Linked DNA regions of Homo sapiens: region 1 is linked to region 2. A link is a contact called in ENCODE Hi-C data. All regions are on one chromosome and are shown on one strand. The core of a region is the stretch at or near the end of the contact, and the rest is flanking DNA. Distances in the headings are between cores, read along the strand shown.

Evidence for each region. A loop is a pair of places that touch in the nucleus more often than their neighbours do. Pooled maps may share reads with other maps.
Region 1: a map of CD8-positive, alpha-beta T cell shows a loop between it and region 2 (10-fold over the local background). The contact joins the promoter of MCM9 here to the promoter of NT5DC1 in region 2. A Hi-C loop is called at or near these places in 2 of 168 maps with a recorded cell type or tissue (CD8-positive, alpha-beta T cell and naive thymus-derived CD4-positive, alpha-beta T cell) and 7 of 50 pooled maps.

Annotation. Positions count from the first base shown.
Region 1 is chr6:118,933,844-118,936,543 of GRCh38, forward strand. It overlaps MCM9 (minichromosome maintenance 9 homologous recombination repair factor), which reads right to left and starts at 1,316. Exons shown (of 14, transcript NM_017696.3): 1 at 1,048-1,316. It overlaps LOC124901389 (a long non-coding RNA gene), which reads left to right and starts at 1,072. Exons shown (of 2, transcript XR_007059729.1): 1 at 1,072-1,147. RefSeq lists silencers at 565-814, 1,065-1,494.
Region 2 is chr6:116,099,568-116,102,267 of GRCh38, forward strand. It overlaps NT5DC1 (5'-nucleotidase domain containing 1), which reads left to right and starts at 1,286. Exons shown (of 12, transcript NM_152729.3): 1 at 1,286-1,456. The coding sequence starts at 1,364. It also overlaps a transcript of FRK not described here. RefSeq lists enhancers at 946-1,468, 1,469-1,989 and a silencer at 1,102-1,361.

The DNA of each region.
Region 1 (2,700 bases), core at 66-2,565, 2.8 Mb after region 2:
GAGTGGAAATAAATTACGGCCTCCACGGTAATTTGTTTTTGGTTAAGCAATATAAATTCAGCCAAGTGTAAAGCAGAAAAAGCACTTGGGAAGGAATATCTCCACAATGTGGACTTTGCCCAAAAAAAAAAAAAAAAAAATCTGGACTCCCAACAGTGGCTACAAGAGAATCACTATGATTCTATTAAAGCATATTAAGTTTAGAGCCACAAATTTAGCAATTTGAAAAACAGCTCCACACAAGGCAGGAAAAGGGCAGCAGCAGAATTCAACGTTCAAATTAAGGTCAGATTAAATTTTGCCTAGTTAGGCTAGCATTTCTATGGTTATATGGACCATCGTTATTCATTCCCTTTCAACATCTATGCAAAACTGACTAATCAACTGTGTTATCAGCAGTTTGCTAAATCAATAAACGTACCTACTACCCACCCAGATAGACACTGGAGGGACTTTTTGTTTTGAGAAGGGTCATTTCACAACTTTCAAGTTCTCTTTCCTTTTCTTATTGAATATTTGGGGTCAAAATAAAATCATTTGCTTTACTTTGTCCTCTTGACCACAGCGAAGCGTCGAAAAGAAGACAGGAGAGTGCCTAACTGCACTGGCATCCCCCAGCTGTCTCCGGGAATCGCGGCAGCCCCGCCCCGCCCGCCTGCACCTGCCGGGAGCCCCGCCCCCTCCGCGCGGGCTGGCGGGACGCGCGCCCTCGGCCCCGCCCCACTCCCTCCGCCCCTCTCACTGCGGGGGCGCGCCATTTCGCGCCTCCGGGCCGCTCGGCTGCCCCAGGGGCGCCTGGCAAACGTGGAGTCGCTCGGTTTTGGAGGCATGCTTTCCAAACTTTCTAATTCACAGGGTCTTTGCACGCAGCCCCTGCCCCACAACACCTTGGCAGTCTCTGAGACTTCTGGGGCTCTTCTCCCGGGCAGCTCCCGTGCCTGTCCGGTCCCGGAGTTGAATAGTTTTTGAAGTAATGAGACGGGAACGAGACTTGGGACGAACTGGAGAAAAACATAACCGCGAAAGGAGGAGGCGGCTATCACTTACTGGCTGTGTCAGAAGTCGCCGGGAACGCGTTGCTCCCGAGGCCGAAGGGCCCAGAGAGCTCCAGCCAGGCAGCGGGTTCGTCTCCGGCGCAAGAAGGCTGGTGAGGCGGAGTGCGCGCGTGCACGTGGCCGCTCGAGGCGCCACCGGCCGCGGGGACGCGCGGGCTGTGTCGGGCGGCCTAGCGCCTGCGGCTCTGCCGGGCCTGCGCTCTCGACCGACGCCGGGCCGCGCACCGCCTCAACTTCCCTGCCCCGGCGGCTCTTCCGGATGGAGACGAGGCAGCGGGGCGGGGTGGAGCGGAGCGGGCGGATTGGGGCGGAGCCAGGAGGGTCCCGGGCGGGGAGAGGGGCGGGACCCGAGCAGTGACCTCAGGCTAAGTGGCCAGAGCAGGGTTGTGCGGCGGCTCAGATCGGATCTTAGGGTTTGTTTTTTGTCTGTCCAAGGAATTTGCCTAACCCAAGGCCACAGAGGATCTCTTCTGTGTTTTCTGACACAAGTTTTAGAATTTTAGGTTTTATATTGAGGTCTGTGATCCAATTAGAGCTAATTTTTGTCTGTGGTGCAAAGTATGGATCTTAGGTCATTTTTTTGTATGTGAATAGTGTCATTTGTTTAGAGAGCTTTCTTTTTCTCACTGAATAGCTTTTGCACCTATGTTTAAAATCAGTTGTCCCTAAAGCATCAGTTGTGGGTCTATTCTTAGACTTTCTATTCTGTTCCGACAATTTATTATATTTCTCTCTACAAAAATACCACATTGTCTTGATTCCTGTAGATTCGTAAGAGTCTTAAAATCAGATCGTGTTTGGCCTCCAATTTTTTGTTATTTTTCAAAAATGTTCTGGCTCATCTAGTCCCTTGGGTTTTCATATGAATGTTAAAATCAGCTTGTCACTTTAAAAAGTTGGGATTGTGATTGGTTACATTTCGTCTATAGATCCATGTAAGAATAATTTACATGTTAACAATATTTAGTAATGACCCTTAAAGTAAGCCTCTTCATTTATTTAGGTGTTATTTCACTCAGCAAATGTTTTGATCTTTTGTCAGGTCTAGTCTTATATAGTCCATTTTCACAGTGCTAATAAAGACATACCTGGGACTGAGTAATTTATAAAGGAAAGACGTTTAATTGACTTACAGTTCAGCATGGCTGGGGAGACTTCAGGAAACTTAAAATCATGGCAGAAGCGGGAGCAAACCTCCTTCTTCACAGGGCTGCAGGAAGGAGAAGTGAGGAGCAAGGAGGGAAAAGCCCCTTAGAAAACCATCAGATCTTGTGATACCTCACTCACTATCAGAGAACAGCATGGGAATAACCACCCCCATGATTCAGTTACCTCCCACCGGGTCCCTCCCACAACACCTGGGGATTATGGTAACTACAGTTCAAGATGAGGTTTGGGCAGGGACACAGCCAAACCATATCACCCTATGTCAGATTTATCCATAAATCTAAGGATGGGGGAAAAATATACTTCTTGATATTATGTAAATGACATTTTAAATTTTCAGTTGTTCTTTGATAGTGTCTTAGTCTGTGTTGCTAAAAAGGAATGCCTGAGACTGAATAATTTACAAATAAAAGAGGTTTATTTGGCTCACACTTCTGCAGGCTGCTTCTGGTGAGGGCTTCAGGCTGCTTCCACTCAG
Region 2 (2,700 bases), core at 36-2,535:
CTTGAAGATTCTTTACTTTTCCTATTCCAGAGAGATTTGTTTGGGGCTTTTAAGTGTTATAATGGAACAAGTTATCAATTTTATTCAAATGGGTCTACTAGGTATAAGTGTCCTCCTACTCAATTGTACTATCTATTGCACTAAATTAATCCTCTGATTGGTCTATTAGCCTCAGAAGGATTAGTATTTGAAAGGGTTAAATGCAGTTCTCAATCAATTATATTTTCATTATGTCACGACTATTGATTTGTCCCATTAGACACATTGTTCCTTTAAATTGAGAACTGAAGCAGTGTAAACATAATAGATTTGTATTTTCTTTTTAAAATGAGGTACTATGTAATAAAGATCTCAAAGTGCTAGTCCTTCACATCCGGAAATCAGGAAGAGAATTAAATGCCCTAAGGCATACATTGTATGTAATGGATTAACTTTCTCTGCATCTAAAATGGTAGTAGTTATACAGTTCTTGAGAGAATTAAGCAAATGTCACTCAAAACATTTTGTGCTCTATAAACCTTAAACCCGGTTTGCAAAAGTTTTTTGTAGTATGCTCTATATATTTCTATGAAGTTTCTGATGCCCTTTCATAAAAAATTCATTACAATAACAAAATAGGATTATCAAGTAATAACCAATATTGGTTTCCATAACAAGTATCATCTTGCAAAATGGTTCTTCACGATGTCTGATACATTTATTTTCTAACGCACTCCAGGGTATGAAATAGTGAAAGGTCTGTCTTCCACTTAACCACTTAGGAAACCAAGGAATATAAAGTTTTTGGTTTAAACCACTATCAAAGATCACGTGGGTGAAAAGACCTTCCAAATTGTAGGCTAACTGGGTCAGAGGGATATTAGCGGATGAATTTTTTCTATGATCTTACTATTCCTCACACAGGGGTAAAAGGTCAGGTCTAACCTCATGATCTCCTGGTTTCCGAGGCGCCCTGAGGCGATGGAGTGTCCCGGTTAATTTTGTGGTAGCCCTCGGGAAAGGCTACGTGCCTACAGGTCTCAGCTGTGCAGCAGCGGCACCGCTCCTGGACCCCTACTGCCTTCTGGGCTCCTAGGCTTGCGGAACAGATCAGGAGTCGCCGGCATTGGGGTACCAGGAGGACGCGAGCTGACTACCTGACTCCGGGCGGCGCAGGACGCCCGCCGCGCGAGGGGCGGGGGCTAAGCGTATCGAGGGGCGGTGCTCGAGGGCGCGGGAGGCGGGAGAGGCTGCCGCGCCGTGTGCCCTGGCAGCCGCAGCCCCGCCCCGCCGCGTCCGGCCCGGTCCTGTCCCGCAGCGTCCCGCCAGCCAGCTCCTTGCACCCTTCGCGGCCGAGGCGCTCCCTGGTGCTCCCCGCGCAGCCATGGCTCAGCACTTCTCCCTGGCCGCCTGCGACGTGGTCGGATTCGACCTGGACCACACTCTGTGTCGCTACAACCTGCCCGAGAGCGCCCCGGTGAGTGGCGCGGGCTCCGGGGCGCACTGCGCGCAACCTCCATGGCGGCTGGGGCTTGAGTTTCCTCCAGGTTTGGGCAACGGCGGACGCTGCCCGGGGCCTGCGGCGGCCGAGTCTTGCCGCAGAGCGCGGCCTCCAGCGGCGAGAAGGGGCGGAAGTGTGCAGCCTCCGCTCCGCGCCGGTGCCGTGGGGACCGGCACATTTACCTCAGCCATTAGCTAATGTTGAGAGGGATAGGGAAGAACGAAGGAGGGGCAAACTGCGCAAGACCGGGCTGGGGAATCGGTGATTTCTAGGGCCGAGGAGGGGCGGGGTCAGGGGGACTAGGGCTGTCCTTGAAGATCTCACGTCGTGGAACTTTCTCTGCATGTCTTTCTGGACACCAGCTGATTGTGGACACAGCCACTTGATTTGGTACTTGCATTTTTTTTGGCTGCATTTTTCTGTTTGCACGATCAACCACCCATCAGTGTTTAAACTGCAATCTGGGAGAGATGCGTAGTATATAGTGTAGTGTATTGAAAGGAACACTAGTTGAAAAGTCATTAAGATCTTAGCCCTAGTTTTACCTTCTATCAAGAGAAGAAAATACATATTTATTGCGCATCGACTACGTGCTCCGTGCACTTTGAATACATTCCAGTCCTACCAACAGTCTGCGAAGTTTGGGTCCTCACTGTGCCCTGAGGGAGGGGGACATGGAGTATGCATGCTTCCAGACCTGTACACTCAAATTAATTGCCCTCCCTCCACTATTCCTTTGGTTTCCCAATTCCCAAGGAAACTAATTTTGAAAAGTTACCAGATTTTTTTAGTCCAAGATCTAAGCATCCAGACAGAAAAAGAGCTGGTTATGAGTACAGTGGTGAAAGCGAGGACTCCTCAGCCAGACTGCCTAGCTTAGGACACCAGCTCCACTGTTACTAGCTCTGTGACTTCGAGGAAGTTACTTAACCTGTGCTGCTTCTCAGTTTCCCCATCTGTAAAATGGAGCTAATAATTGGATTTACCTCACAAGATTGTTGCAAGGATTAAATGAGTAAGAGATGTATAATGCTTAGAATAGTACCTTGGCAAAGACAAGTGTTTGCTTTTATGGTTACCACCCAAACTATTTGGAAACCTCACAGTTTATGGGTAGAACTCTAGATCACTGGTGCAGACATCAGCCAGGGTTGTGCCCCATTATGGGCACCCGCCAGTTCCTGCACCCACCAGTTCAGGTACACGTTAAAGGTCAAAAA